Regions from separate parts of the Homo sapiens genome. Here region 2 is linked to region 1. The links are chromatin loops, found by intact Hi-C in ENCODE. Cell type or tissue: endothelial cell of umbilical vein. All regions are shown on one strand.

Region 1 (8,000 bases):
TTATAGCTTTCTCTACTGGATCTTCTTTGAGTTTGATTTACAGGGGCCATTTCTACGGTATTTACTGACATAATCACTAATTACTAAGTAATCACTGTCGCTGTACTTTTATGGAAGCGTGTGGTGCAGTGGAAAATACAAGTATAGACTGTATTATTAAAGGTTCCTTACCTTTGTGATCTTAAGCATATCTCATAGCTCTGTGCCTCAGTTTCCTCATGTGTAAAGAGTAAATATTGCCTCTCAGCATTACTGAAAGGATTGAACATAATTATATGTGAAAATATATCTATCACAGAGCCTTGTACCTTGTAAGTAGTTGCCAAATATTCCCTTTCTCCTTTTAAAGCCACAGCTTGGATGTCTACCCATGCACAGCCAGCCCCTGAAAAAGGTTGTGCATGGCTTCTTCCCCTATCTTTTTTCATTTTATCTCCTTCCTCTTAGCTCACTTCAAACATTCCTCTCTCTGGCCTATCTTTGTAGCCTCTGAGCAGTAGAAAAATATGAGATAAGTAAAGAACTAGTTTTACTTTGATATGCTAAGGAGTCAGACTGGAAACTTCCTAGCAACATGGCCATCCCATCACCTTTTTCTGAACTTCTTCAAGAAGTAACACTCTTGAGCAGGGGGAGAAAAAATAATTACCACCCATACACATTTTGATGAGAGAAGGGTGATGAGATTGGGGAGGAGAGGGAATGATTTAGCCTACAGAAAAAATATATAGTGGCATTACAATTAATCTTCCATAGGAATGGTTTCTAAAATTTGTGAAGAATGCTTCTATTTGACAATCGAATTTTGTCAAATTTACCCAGAAAATCAAATAGTTCATTCATGCCTGGTTTGTCGTCTGCAATCCTTTGCAGTAATATATTTATGTAAATGTACAACCTGTGGAATAATATTTGGTATATAATAAAGAGCATATATGCTAACCATAGTTCTACCAGAAAATGTGATTGTGGGTGAGTGACTTCTCCAAACCATTTCCATGATGGAGTGATGCTCACAAACGCATTGCCAAAGCTGCATGGGAAAAGAGGCTAACTGAGGATATGGTGCAATCAAGTCCCACATTTTACTCCAGTGCTGGAATGCAAGTCATTCAGAGGGAAGACAGAATCACCCTCTACTATTTAAATTGTTTCTTTCTGTCTCCCACTCACCTCCCATACCCACAGCTCATACAGTTTACCTGTGCATGAATTAGATGCATGTATAACGTACCCTGTCTCTCTCTGTCCCTCTGTCCCACCTCCCCTCTCCCCATCTTTGTTAAATGAAGAAGGTCTCCATTTGCATGTCATTCTTTGGCTACAACTGTGTCATACTCCTCACGAGAGCAGAAGAATGCCATCTATACACTTAATGAAATTTTAACAACTTTACCCATATGCATAAGCAGCAGAACATTTTTTTTTAATCTTAAATATCTGGTCAGGCACAGTGGCTCACTTCTGTAATCCCAGCACTTTGAGAGGCCGAGGTAGGTGGATCACCTGAGGTCAGGAGTTTGAGACCAACATGACCGATATGGTGAAACCCTGTCTCTACTAAAAATACAAAAATTAGCTGGGCATGGTGGTGGGCACCTGTAATACCAGCTACTCGGAGGCTGAGGCAGAAGAATCGCTTGAACCTGGGAGGCACAGGTTGCAGTGAGCCGAGATCGCATCACTGCACTCCAGCCTGGATGACAGAGCAAGGCTCTGTCTCAAAAAAAAAAAAAAATTGTTAAACATCTAACCTGATACGCATAGCATGATGAAACAGAGCAAATGCTCAATGGAGACTAGTTCATCTGACAAACAGAGGAGTACCTCTGGAGCTGGTTTCAGGAAGGGACAGGATTCCCAAGGGAGAATAAGCCCAGCACTGACTCCCAGAGCCCCAATCCTGGCTGGCAGCATTCCACCTTTCCTTTGAACAGTTAAGCCAGTGAAAAAGGCCAGTTGTTTGGTTTCTCATGGTCTGAGTGCTTTGGGGAGGGAGTGGTTCATGTATAGACTTCTAAACATTCAGAATGACAGATGCCAAAAAAGATCATTCTACCTTGATCTGTGGTAAACTATGGACAAGAAAGAAAATTTCTCCTCCACCCTTTTAAGAAATCCAGCCTACTTTTCTTATGTATACATAGAGTACAATCATTTGAGAGAACAGCCCCAGGTTAGATATTGGTACACTGGTTGTGTATTCACAATGATCTTTTTAAACAGAATTCCAGGAGACCAGGAAAGAACTTCTTTGAACTTCCAAGAGAGTGCAATAATGTATTGCAAAAATAATCAGAAACAAAGAATCCAGCCTTCTAGTAGTTTTAGAAACCCAAGAGACAGGACCGCAGTGTTGGCTCTCTTTAGGAAAAATACCTAGACAACGGTGTGCATGGGAATAGTAATGTACAAACTGAATATCCACTACCCAAAAGGAATTTCTTGTTTTTGCTCATAAGGCAGTTTATGTGATATACGTTGGGGGTGAGGGGATGCTAATCTATACAATATTTTCCCATTTATAGAAGTGGGCAGTTGGCTCAGTGGCTCCATGTATATACTCAGATCCCCTTTGACTAGAGTGGCCTGGAAAACTCATTTTGTGTTCTCTTTTTTATGGAGATAAAGCTGGTCACACCGCCCATTTTGCCCCTTGGCTTTCCATTTGGCAGACACTAAATGCAGGTGCCGCATTTCTGAATTAAAGCACTGCATTTGGAGGGGGAAAGATGGAGCCTCCTGGAAATGGTTAGAGTTACAGTATGAGGGTAGTGTCTTCATCCTGCACAATTATTTGGTTTTGCTGACTTTCTTTGCATTTCCCTGAAGCAAATGGCAAGAACACTTTTTTCATTTAGCCTGCCTTAGAAATTTTGTTCTCTCTTTTCTTTAATCGTTCACAAAAGGGAAAGCTCCTTACCCCAGGGCAGGGAAAGACATTAAGTTTCACTGTACCAGGAAGAAATCCACCAACATCTTGTAATACTTTTCCTTTAAGAGCGTCATTTCTTTCTCCAGCTGCCTTCGTCTCTTTGATGCATAAGGGTACACTAAGTTGAATCTATAAACAGAACCTACTAATTAAGAGTAATTGCTTAGGAGATTGGTACAGACGATTCAGCATTATATGCGTGTTCTTCTCAGATATCCATTAGTTGCTAATAAGATACTACAGATGTGCCAGTCTGTTTCCTGTTTCCGTCTATTGTACCTTTATTGCCATATATGGACCAATCGGATGGGCGGAACAATAAGTGGATGTCCTTTTGCTCCCTGAACACGTCTCAAAGGAATGTTTGTTATTAGATTGCTTTTCTGTTTAGTTTCCCATCAGTATGTTAATACGGAAAACATAACACTGAGAAAGTTTTTGTGGCTTTTCTTCACTTCAGCTACTGTTAACTGTTTTATTGTTTAATTAAATCCCTTTTTATAGATTTTTTTTTTTAAAGTACAAAATGAAAGTATGCCTGGGCAACGTGAGCAGAGGGAAAATGACATTCTTCTTCCCTCTCTCTTGAAAAGAAAAAGTTTCCATCTAAATGTTTTAAGTACTTAAAAATTCAGCATGAATATCATGTTGCTATATTTGACTGATTTACACTTGAGGCTTGGTAAAAAGCCTATGAATTATTCATTCCCAAGTGATTCTATAAGCCAGAACACCAGAAATCATATCTCCCGTTGAAGTTTATAAAGTGAAATAGTTTAAATACTCTCTAGACATGTGGATGTCGGTAGAGTTGTTTTTTCTCTGATTTTGAATTGCTGTGCTTTCAACTCACTTGTCTTTTTATTTTAGGAAAACTTGGCTAAAAATTTTACCCTTTTCCACTGCAAACCTAGTTGACATATTTTTAAGTTGGCACAAAATATTATGTTATAAAGCAGGTTAGCAGTTGGTACTTTCTGTTCTTCTTGGGTCCAAAGAGGGTTTATTTTGTGGCAAGGAAAAACTGTGAGGGGAAAATGGTTATCGACTGTCTTTTTCTTTTATTTACAAAGAACTAAAATGTAGTAAACTATTCTTCATTTGATATAATTAAACACTGCTCCCAGGGAAGGAAAAAAATATGTTATTCCATGAAACATACATATATTGTGTGTTTATATATAATACACATTTAATTATAAAATTATGTTTACGTACACATACATACATACATACACAGTAATACAACCAGCCTGGTACATTAAACTGTTTAATATTTTTAAAGGCTCTACATATTAGACTCTACATAGTTCCTATATTTTGGAGTCTGTAATTGTGAGTCTTGGCAGCTGACATTTTATGGGAGTGTATTAAAATCATTTAAGATGCTACTTAGAGCAGTAATGCTTTGACCTATGTGAACATCAAAATTCATAAACAAAATAGGGTCAGGTGGAGCCACTAGCCAGATGATGCTTCCAAGAAAATCTAAAACTTCGGAAAATAGGTGGACTGCAGTGTTTGATACAAACTTCTTCTACACATTATTTCAAGTAGAACCATGACAAACAGTTTGAAGGAAAAAAAGGAACAAACTTCTTCAGGGGAAAAGGACAGAATAATTTTGAATCTATTGATAAGCACTCTTCATTACTACTTTCATGGAATTCTTCATTGCTTGTCCAACATTCATAATCCAAACCAACCAAGTAATAGAGGCAGAGTGTGTGTGTGTGTGTGTGTGTGTGCATGCGTGCGTGCATGCTTTCAGTAGAGTAGAGGTGTCCTGAATGCTGATTCTTCACCAGGAAACATGTGTATAGCAATTACACACAGAGAGAGGCACAAAGACACAGAGAAGTGTTGTTTTGTGCACGTCATCCGCAGACTTTTAACAAGCAATTTCCAAATCAGCTTAGTCATCAAAAATATCACTAATGAGCTGTCTGCCAAAATGTGGCTCAAAATCTCATTCCTTACGAAGGACATGCAGAGATAATTTCTTTATCGAGTTACCGCCATAAAGTACACTGACTTTAGTCCATTTGTACGACTTCTGCTGTTATCAAAGGACAGATCAGATACTGACAATTCAATGAGGTTAGGGTTGGAAAGTCTCGCCTAGAGTATCTGTGTGCACTGGGCCAATATAAAACAGTAATAAGAATATATAACTATAATTAAACAATGTGAAAACCTTCTGAGTTGTTTGATAAATAATTCGCTACTGTAGTTAAGAATGCTGTTTTTCAACAGTCAGGCCTAATATACATTAACAATGCATATTATGTACTCACTGTGGTCAGAGCACAGGCCTCCCAAAGTGCTGGGATTATAGGCATGAGATAACTTGCCCAGCCCTGTTTTGATTTTTGATACTGCAAGTGAGAACATGTGATGTTTATCTTTCTGCCACACTTTCCTCAACATTGTGCATTGTACTTAGCACAATATTCTGTTCACAATATTCTCAATGAGGGCCAATTAAAGAGCCAGGCAAATTGGAGCTCAGATCCTGTTGACATTTACTGAGGCTTCTGAAGAATATGTTGTCTCTAAAGAGGTACATGAAGAATGCAGAGAATTCACACTACATTAAAGCATTTTGCATTGGACTTTATCTTTGTATGCTTTTCACTTTTATTATGCTCATTCCAAATCACTCTCTTCTATGATTATGTGGATTTTTAAGAAGCCAGCTATGTTGTGTTACACAATTAAAGATATCTTATTGATTTTTCCTTTTATTCTATATGATTTGACTTGTTTTCACATCAACCGGTGCTAATGGATATATCTGCTAGTATATATCCACAGGCATTTCAATTAACTCATCCAAAACTACGTTCATCCTTTCTGAAGCCTTTTGCTCCATCCGAGTTCCTTAGCTTGCTGAAGGGTACCGTTATTTGCTTGGTTTATAAAACCAGAATTCTGGAGTCAGCCTTCATTGTTGACTCTCCTTTAATCCCATGTCCAATCTATGTCTTATTCTATCTGTGCTACCCTCATTAATGTTCTTTGGATTCATCATGGCGGAGACCAAAGTCTTGGGCCCTCTCAGTGGGACCCTTGCAATAGTCTCCTGGCTGGTTGTCCAGCCTCAAAGCTTTGCTACCAATCCATTTTCCACACAGCTGCCAAAGTGGCCTTTGCATATCTCACAATGTCATGTCCCTACTTCAGACCTTCCAATGACTCACCAGTGGGTACATGCAGGAGAAAAGTCCAGTTGCCCAAACTACATGTGTAGGGTCTTCCATCCAGATCCTTCCTTTCCATTCCAATCTCTTACTACTCCCCAGCTCAGAGTTTACATTTTCTATATTTTGTGCAGAAGGCCCTTGCCCAGTTCAGTTGTCACCTTTCCCCAACCAGTCCTTTGTTGGCTAGGTGTGCATCCTGTGTGCTTTCATAATACTCGCACCTACCTACATCTGAGCATGGCGCCAACCCTAAAGGCTTGTCTTTTCCCCAGTAGGCTGTGAGCTACTTGGGAGGAAGCAGGGGTGGCATGAGCATGGCTTTTACTTTTGTATTCCAACATCCAATGTAGGACCTAACACATAGCAAGTATTCATGAAACTTGCCCAATTCATTCAATCACTTGTTAACATTTTATCATTCTCACATCCAATTCTGTTATTTCTTCTCATTGCCATTCTCTGATTTAGATTTTATCACTATTCTCTTTCCGTATGCATTATATTCCATCTAAAATGAAATATTGCTTCCCCAATATATCTGTCTTGTCTGCTCAATTCTTTTTTTTGTATTTTTTAGCATTTTTCTTCCATGCTCTCTGTTCTGTCATGTCTTTTCTGCTTTCCTGCCATGAAAGTGATCACCCTCCCTTTTAGAACTAATTCTCTTCCCCCTGACCCCAGCACACGTAAACTTTATTTGCATTGCATTGCTATTATTTTGTAGCAGTCACTATTCCCTTGTTAGATTGTGGGCAGGGATTGTTCCTCCCTTACTGTCTTCCCTCACGGGTCTATCTCAGTGCTTTGGTCATAGAAGGGGCTCAGAATTGAATTGGAACTGAACAGAATTGAATAAACTATCCGTTTATGAAATAATTTGCTTTAGAGTTGCTAGAATTAAATGACTGCTCCAGTGGCAATATTACTCTAACTCACTAATATCATTTGATCCACTGAGGAGCTAGTTAATTAAGTAGGTGGATTAAAAATATAATCTGGAGGAAGAATGTTTTGGCTGGGACCCACACACTTTTTTTCAAAAAGCTTTATGATCTCTCAGCTACAATTCCTCTTGATTTTCACCCAAAACAGCAATAGGACTCTTTCCACATGACTGTTGATGGCTGGCTTAGGAACACAAGGCCATACACCTGTGTGCCAGATGTGCTCTGCAGCCTGTCTGCTACCCCAGCCCATCTGCAAAGCATACCCCATGCTGGCTCCTTTCTATAGGAAAGGGGGCATTGGTTCCCAGCCTTTTTACATGATAGCTTCCCTGGTGTTTGCCTGTTTTCCTTAACTTAAAACCCCCTCCATTGAATTTCAATGTATTGGGTGACCTTTGCCAACACAGGAGGCCTTAGTTCATTTGTTTATTGGTGAGTCTGCTTTTTCTCTGTGTGCTTGATTTTTTGCCTGGCAATTTTTCGACTTGTATCACCATTTGTGAGAGTGCTGTTTGGTCTTCTGTAGCCAAACCAGCCACATCAGCATCAATAGTAGTTAATAGATAATCAGATCCTCAGAATTTCCATGTGGTGCCGAAGAATGTCGTCTGATACTGAATGTAACTTTAGCAGGAATGAATGGGATTTGATAACGAATGGGTCTGTGTTGATGGACACTGGGGACAAGGTAGCTTTGTGATCTTCTTTGTTTCTGTAAGAATGCCTCTGCAACTGAATTCAGCCCATTTCTATGCCAATGTGCTAATAGTTGTGGAATCTCATTCATCTCAACAGAGGCCAGTTAGCCCTGGAATCCCATCTGTTTGAGTGGATGCAGTAAAATGTCATGGAAATGTGGCCATTCATTGACATCACTAGTGAATGCTTTCTTGCTATTAATTTCCCTTCATT
Region 2 (8,000 bases), 360 kb after region 1:
GAGGCAAAAATGACCTCATGTCCACCATGATTTGTCAGGTCCCACAGTGCTGTTCCCAAGGCACTCTTCTTTATGCTGTGGGAGAAAAAAAGAAGGATAAAACTGAGAAAATTTAAGAATCATTATAGTAATAGCTAACTGGACAGGGTATTTTCTATGTGCCAAGTATTACATTAACCACTTTTTTTTTTTTTTTTTTTTTGTGTCACCCAGGCTGGAGTGCAGTGGCGTGATCTCAGCTCCCTGCAACCTCCACCTCCTGGGTTCAAGCGATACTCCTGCCTAAGCCTCCCAAGTAGCTGGCATTATAGGCGCCTGCCACCACGCCCGGCTAATTTTTGTATCTTTAGTAGAGATGGCGTTTCATCAAGTTGGCCAGGCTATTCATCATGTTGGCCAGGCTGGTCTTGAACTCCTGACCTCAGGTGACCCACCCACTTCAGCCTCCCAGAGTGCTGGGATTACAGGCGTGAGCCACCGCGCCTGGCCTGCATTAACCACTTTTAATGCTTTATCCCATTGATCTTCATAACAACCCTATGAGATAGATTAGTTACAATTCCTCCTTCCCAGGTCCCACCATTTTTTTGGCAGATGTGGAAGCTGAGACACAGAGACATTAATTTACTCAAGGTAACACAGTTAGTAAGGGGCAGTGCTGAGATTTGGAACCAGGCAGTTTGATGAGAAAGTCTATATTCAAACTGAAATATATACTGCGTGCCATAGGAAGCAGCGTTTAAAACTCCGAGTTCCTTTTTCCACTCTATTTTATTGCCAGTGGTTAATAAAACAATAACCATGCTCCTTGCTCTATATTAGAGATGTATCCCCTAGAAAATCATGTGCAAATTTAATTTTTATAGATCAAATTTGATTTTACATGTGTAAGGGGATTTACAAGTAAAAGAAATCCTTTAACGTGGCCTATCAGAACAGTATGCTTATTTCTTCATTTTTTTTTTTTTCTGTTTTGTAAATGCTGCTGGGTATACCTTGTATTTTCCAAGGGCTTATAGGACTAGGGAAGCCTTTTTGCAGAGAAACAGCTGTCTGTCAAAGCATAGAATAATGGCAAGTGAAAAAAAAACTCGATTTTTAGCAGCATTCTAAAGAGGTGGTACAATAGTTTATGAAGAATTGGAGAAGGAGGCAAAGGAAGCAAACTGACTCGAATGATGAACTTCTGCTGGTGGCGTGGGAGGTTTGTAATGATGTCAGAAGAGGAAAGCATGTGGCAAAGCCCTGAAATAAAAACAATTAATGAAAAAGAGAAACAATAAATGAAGGCATAACATTTGGATTATGAAAGAAATGTCCAGACAAGCTTACGGTATAGATAATAGCTAATGGTCCATGATGGGAAAGAAGATTTAAGATGATACTGTTTAGAAACCATGGGAGTAAAGCCCTAGAAAGCCTGATCATATGCATTTAAGTCAGTTACAGAAATTCAAATGAATAGTTCAGATCTTTAAGCCAAAGGTCAGCAAACCATTTTTTAAAAGAACCAGCTCTTCAGGCATGGTAGCGCGCTCCTATAATCCCAGCTACTCAGGAGGCCAAGGCAGGAGAATCGCTTGAACTTGGGAGGCGGAGGTTGCAATAAGCCGAGATCGCACCATTGCACTCCAGCCTGGGCGACAGGGTGAGACTCCATCTCAAAAAAAAAAAAAAAAAAAAAAAACCAGCTCTTTTTTAAAAGATGTTAGAAATTTTAGAAAATATTTTTGAGGCCCTGTGCAGTAGCTCACACTTGCAATCCCAGCAATTTGTGAGAAGGAGATGGGAGGATCTCTTGAGCCCAGTAGTTTGAGACCAGCCTGGGCAACGTGGCAAGACCCCAACTCTACAAAATTTTTTTAAAAATTAGCTGAGAGTGATGGTGTGGACCTGTGGTCCCAGCTACTCAGCTAATCGGGAGGCTGAGGAAGGAGGATCACTTGAGCCTGGGAGGTTGAGGCTGCAATGAGCCATTTTCATGCCACTTCACTCCAGCCTGGGCAACAGAGCAAGACCCTGTCTCACAAAAAAAGAAAATATTTGTCCCTGTCTTCATTACTTAACTCTGCCATTATAGCGCAAAAGTAGCCATGGAAAATATAAACAAACAAGTGTGGTTATATTCCAGTAAATCTTTATTTACAAAAGCAGATGAAGGGCTAGGTTTGGCCCACAGGCCATGGTTTGCCAATGTCTGCTTTAAGTGGCTCATCCGGTGGCCAAGGATGCCACTTAGGGCTGCTCTGTGATCCCATCCCATGCTTCTCCCCTACCAGTAGACACACCCAGCTTCCAGCCACACTACACCATGCTGACTTATGAGCCGTATGTCTCCATTTTTCTGAGGATTTACCTCCTTCTCCATCAGTTGAACCCCAGGAGCCTGATGAAATGTCATTTCCTCTTTGAAGCCTCCCCTAAGCCTCATTCCACACTCTAGGCAGAATTATTCATTCTTCCCTCCCCAACCCTGTTTTCTCACAGTGCTTCGCACAAAGCTCCATGAACCGCAAACTTATTATATTATACAGATAGTATGATTCTTCACACACCAGTGAGTCTCCCTGGCTGGATTATAAACTCTTAAAAGGCATGCATCATGTCTTTCTCACCTTGTAGCCCCTGAATATAGCATGAAGCTTTGCTCGGTGAAGTTAGATTGATCAAGGGGTTAAATGTGACCAGTTTTAAAGGCAAACCCATCTTCTCCCTGGCTTTACTTTCTGAAAAGTTGTCAGAGGCAAAACAATTCTAGGTGTGTATTCAAATCGCAGTCATTCGTTTATCTGCTAGGGGCCCAGAACAAGTTACTCAACTTCTTGGAGGCTGTGTTTTCTACCTGGATGAGAGAAACATTGGTATTGACTAACAGCCCAGGCGTGACATGAGAATTGATGCTTTTAATCCTGTTTAGACAGCAGTGTTTCCATAAGCTGCTTCCTCTTCCCAGTTCCCTCCCCCAGAAGACATTAGATCTTCTAGGGCTTTTGCCAGTGAAAAAGGCTGAGCTGAGCAGGTGTCTTGGGGAGTTGTGCATGACAGAAGCCCAGTTAAGAGGGAGAAGCAAAGATGGACATGTATTGGGGTTTGGACCTTACTTTTGCCAAACCTTAGCTATCAAAGAAGGGGGTCCAGGGATAGGGGAGACACTGGGGTCAGGAGGTCAGAAGGAAAATGGAAGACAAGAAGTAGGCCAGAATTATGACTCGGGTGCTGTGAGGAAGGGAGAGTAGTATACCCTGGATGCCCCTGAGGTTAGGCTAGGTTCCCATGGGTCATTGGCCTCCTCCAAGACTGGGTGCCCCTACCCTGTGTCTGTAACAGAAACACCATGGAAGGTACTGTTGCTGCCACCCCCTCATTCCAGCTCCTTTCTTTCTGAAAACCACTGGCCGTGAATTCACACAGGGAGCCTCTTTGTATTGCTCTTTGAGGTTATGTTTATGTGCCCATGCCCTTGAGTGATGGGCAAAACATGTCTTTGATTTTGTTTGAGAATGCTTTTTAATGTTTATTTCACAGCATTTTTTTCCTATGACAGTTTCATAAGTGTATTTGTAGAATAGAGCAATTGAATAATCTCTGAATTTAAAAGTCCCTAAGCACTCATTGACACCTTCTCATTTGGGGCATATTGAGCTTAAAAACAGCTTTTCATAAAGTCTCTAAATTCCAATTTATACTTTAGACATGAACGTCCCCATGGGTCGATTGGATGGAATGAATGTGCTTTGTATGGACACTTAGATACTTCTGTGGGAGGATTTTGTTGCTCTGTGTTTCTCTCATTTCCCCTTTACTGTTAAACTTAGATTAAAACAAACCTTTTGGACTAAAGGCACTTAACCTCAGTTAGAATCACCTTTGCTTGTGCACAAATTATATTGATGTGCTCATTGGTTCTACTGCTGGATTTTACTGGCTTAATAACAGGGAAATTCATATTGTAGGTTGCACTGTGTAGTTGGGAAATTACATAAAAATCATCATCAGGGCACTTAATGTCTTTCTAATTTTAGTTTATTTCTTCATTTGTTCCCGTGTTAGATCCCAGCCTGTTACTTTGCTTCCAGGGTTCACTGTGATCATTTTGTTCTGTTCACCAGAAACTACCATTAACCCCCACCTTCTCTTCTTGCTCTGTGGCACACAAATCCCTGAAGAGCCCCCCAAAAGTAAGTGAAAGGCTGGAAACTTCCTACTTTTATACCTAAAAATGTCCTAGAAGCTGGAAAATAAAAATCTGCTGCCCCTTTCTACTTGCCAAATATGAATATTTGCCTGCATCTGTTTAGGAGATTTAAAAAAAAAAAAAATTATGTTTGGGTACCAGCAGCCCGGTGATGTCAGTGCCACTGTGGGACTCAAAGCCCATTAACACTCAGACTGAAAAGGAAGTATTAAAATTCCTTCAGCTTTACTAATATATTTCTCCCCACTGCCTGTCTCCTGGAGAGGGGACACTCAGTACATTCTCACCTTAGAAAAATGAGAAATTTCCATTACACAATAGAACAGCACAGGGCAAAGAACAAAGGGCTTTGAAGTTAGCCTGAGCTGAGGTCAAATGCAGCCCTCGCCTCTAGCTATCTCAACTTGGGCACATGGCAAAATTTTGCTTCACGTGAAATGAACTAACCCATTGCGTGGAGATTATCACAGAAATGTTGCAGGATTGTTTTGTGGATTGGACTCATGGGGTAATGCATTTAGCACCGTGCTTGGCACATAGTAAGTGCCGAATGAGAGTGGTTGTCTGCTACTGCTTCTTTTGGTGACACAGTTTGGTTGCCGCTGTTGCTGCTGCCACAGCTGTGTTTTATTATAGCTACAGCCTTGATTATACTTCAGGAGAAAAGTTAAAAGTAGAGACTCTATTCATTTTGAATTGTTTAGAACACCACAGCTTAGAAGTGCAGCTCCAAATATTATGTCACAGCCTTAAAAATAAAGTTTGCAAGCATGGTTTCTAAAATAAATATCCACCTTTCTTGGCTACTTAAACCGGGAGCCAGGTGGCTCATTTGCCCAGAGATGCCGAGACATGTGTAATCAGAGAATGGGAGAGTATCCTGGTATCCTGGAACCCAACTCCATGGAGAAAACTGAACTGGGGTGTTAGAAAGGACGCCTGGCCCCCTTCCTTCCTCAGTCAGCTCAAGGTGAGGCCATCAGGGTCTTCCAGCAGTGCTGAGCCCAAGCTAAATCGCCACAGAGACAAAGTTGCCCTTCCCCTTCCCCGTCCTCCCAGCAGCTGCCTTTCTTTGCTCATCTGGCACCTTCCATCTCTCCTCTGCCTTATTTGGGACTCTGTGGCCTGCCTTCCTCCAGATCCGTCATGTCCCTTCTCCCAACCAACTCCTGTCCACCCTGTGGCCTCCTCAGCAAGACTGCTTTTGCTGTTAGCCACCTGAGAGGAAAGCTGGGGAGGATATCAGTGGTGCTGTGGTAGTTCATGGTCATGAGGGGCTTTACTAATGGCAACAGCCCCAAGACTTCAGGTTATCCCATGCAGCAGATAGGACAGGAATCATATTCTGATTCAGTTTCCTGAGATTGAGAGAGGGTAAGAGACCTGCCTGAGGTCACACAGCTGGTATACACCCATGGGTCTTAATTCTAATTCCCAGCATCCTTTCAACTACCCTTTGCTTCTCTAAACAATGAAGTTCTTGCACATATTTAAAGCTACACGGTTTTCAGTATCTTCACCTGTATTCGCTCCCACATCAAATATTCTATAATTACAGGCCGGGCACAGTGGCCCACACCTGTAATCCCAGCACTTTGGGAGGCTGAGGTGGGTAGATCACTTGAGGTCAGGAGTTTGAGACCAGCCTGGGCAACACAGTGAAACCCTGTCTCTACTAAAAATACAAAAAAATTAGCCGGGCATGGTGGTGAGCCTCTGTAATCCCAGCTACTCTGGAGGCTGAGGCACAAGAATTACATGAACCCAGGAGGCAGAGGCTGCATTGGGCCAAGATCGAGCCACTGCACTCCAGCCTGGGCAACACAGCAAGACCCTGTCTCAAAAAAAAAATCTATAATTATGTGGTTTGATTTAACGTGTATACTAGTTTAATGCAGTATTTCCCTAAGTGTAAACTGCACACTGTGATATGAAATATAATTTTAGGGAATATTGAACTTGGCATAAGACAGTATGAACTCATTTAATGATAAAGATTTTCCTTTCCAATATTTATTGTCTTTTTATTACCAATGAGAAAAATCTCAGTTTGATGCCAATACAGCCTTAATTAATATTTCTTGAATCTCTGCTAATCTGTCTTTTTAACAGATGGCAACAATCCCTAGGTAGGACTGAAATGTATTTATTTCAGATGTCTGCAAATTTTCTTAAAAGGCCAGGCAGTAAATATTTTAGCATCTGCAGTCCATTTGGTGTTTTTTTGCAACTACTCAACTCTACTATTGCAGCTTCAGAGCTTCACAATTGAGCATGGCTTTGTTCCAATAAAACTTTACAAACACAGTCACTTGACCTGAAAACCCTGTTTATTTTTTGTTTTTTGTTTTGGTTTGTTTTTTTTTGAGATGGCGTCTTGCTCTGTTGCCCAGGCTGGAGTGCAGTGGCACGATCTCGGCTCACTGCAAGCTCCGCCTCCTGGGTTCACGCCATTCTCCTGCCTCAGCCTCCCAAGTAGCTGGGACTACAGGCGCCCGCCACCACGCTCGGCTAATTTTTTGTATTTTTAGTAGGGACAGGTTTCACCGTGTTAGCCAGGATGGTCTCAATCTCCTGACCTCGTGATCTGCCCACCTCAGCCTCCCAAAGTGCTGGGATTACAAGTGTGAGCCACAGTGCCCAGCCAACCCTGTTTATTTTTTACCCTACCTTTCTATTTATGGCAAATGACACCCCTTTCCCCTTTATAGTAGTAATACAAACATTTCCTCTAAATTTTATTTAAGAAAAAAAATCAATTGAGACAGAAATCGTTAAGTGTGTAGCAGCCTGTGAATATGTGCAAAATTGTGAAGGCAGTACTTCAAAGGACTGAAGTTTGAGAAACACTGGTTTTATATGTTCTTGTATCTTAGGAATAGAAGCAGAGTCTGCAGCTGTGGCCTGAGCCCTCTCAGAGTCTCTGTAGTGCCTCAGTTGCTGGTCAGATCCCACTGACATGCCCCTGCCTTACTGCCTGCCGCTAACCCTTCCTCACATGCTGAACTCTGTGCACAACTTGAGGATGGGAAGGAGGGTCTTGCTTTTTTGCATCCTCAAGGTTTAGACCTTTCCTGATAAAACAAGGGGTCAATGAATGGGTGGATCTGTCACAGTGGATTTTAAGCATCCGGGGGAACTGATGGAGGGATGCAGTATGCTGCTTAAAGCCTGGACTTAAGGGGGAGTCAGATTCATACCCCAGCCCACCACTTACTTAGCTCTGTGTGATCTTGGGCAGGTCACTTAACATCTGTGTACACCAAGTTGCTTGTCTGTAACATGAAGAGAGTAATAGTACCTACTTCATGTGGCTATTGTGAGAAGGAAATGAATTAATACATGGCAGGGGCTAAAAACAGTACTTAGCTAAGCGTTAGCTCCTGTTACTGTTCCGGTATCTGTTATGATACTGAGCCATCCTGGTCTCTAAAGATTGGTGTATTCATTCATCAGCGGTCCTTAGTGATTGTACAGGACAGCTAATGCTCCTTCCGACCCAGTGGTCCCTTTACTCAAAACAAGAAGTACATGTCCTTGGGACTCAAATCTACCCCCACAAAGCAAGGTGATGGGTAGATGGGGCCAGAAGCAGTTTCAGCTCTGAGCCAGGTGATCTGATGTTGGAATTCATGGCACTTCATCGCTTACACAATCAACTCCAAATGTCCAAATGTGTTAGCATGGGCAGAGAGCCCTGCACAGCTGCCCCAGCCTGTCCAACACTGATCTCTTGTCATGTGCCCCCAAATGTGCCACACACTAGCCATCACTGACCACTCGGTGTCCTCTCATGTGACACAGC

The links. Hi-C counts contacts between places; a loop is a spot of excess contacts. Peaks named below come from ENCODE experiments on the same cell type or tissue, not always from the same donor. Only the 100,000 strongest peaks of a DNase experiment are listed, where the experiment ranks them.
Region 2: it touches region 1 in a loop (7-fold over the local background); 2 of 110 quality-filtered maps call a loop at or near these places.

The regions. Positions count from the first base shown.
Region 1 is chr3:25,148,478-25,156,477 of GRCh38, forward strand. It overlaps a transcript of RARB not described here. Among named protein-coding and RNA genes, the nearest start is that of RARB-AS1, 230 kb to the right of the region's middle. RefSeq lists silencers at 3,121-3,415, 7,221-7,515. In endothelial cell of umbilical vein, no CTCF peak of the experiment used is centred here; a DNase peak (open chromatin) is centred at 3,184; H3K4me3 peaks cover 585 bases; H3K27ac peaks cover 1,571 bases.
Region 2 is chr3:25,504,590-25,512,589 of GRCh38, forward strand. The region is part of intron 3 of RARB (retinoic acid receptor beta); the gene reads left to right. Among named protein-coding and RNA genes, the nearest start is that of RARB, 80 kb to the left of the region's middle. In endothelial cell of umbilical vein, no CTCF peak of the experiment used is centred here; DNase peaks (open chromatin) are centred at 4,462 and 5,482; H3K27ac peaks cover 2,826 bases.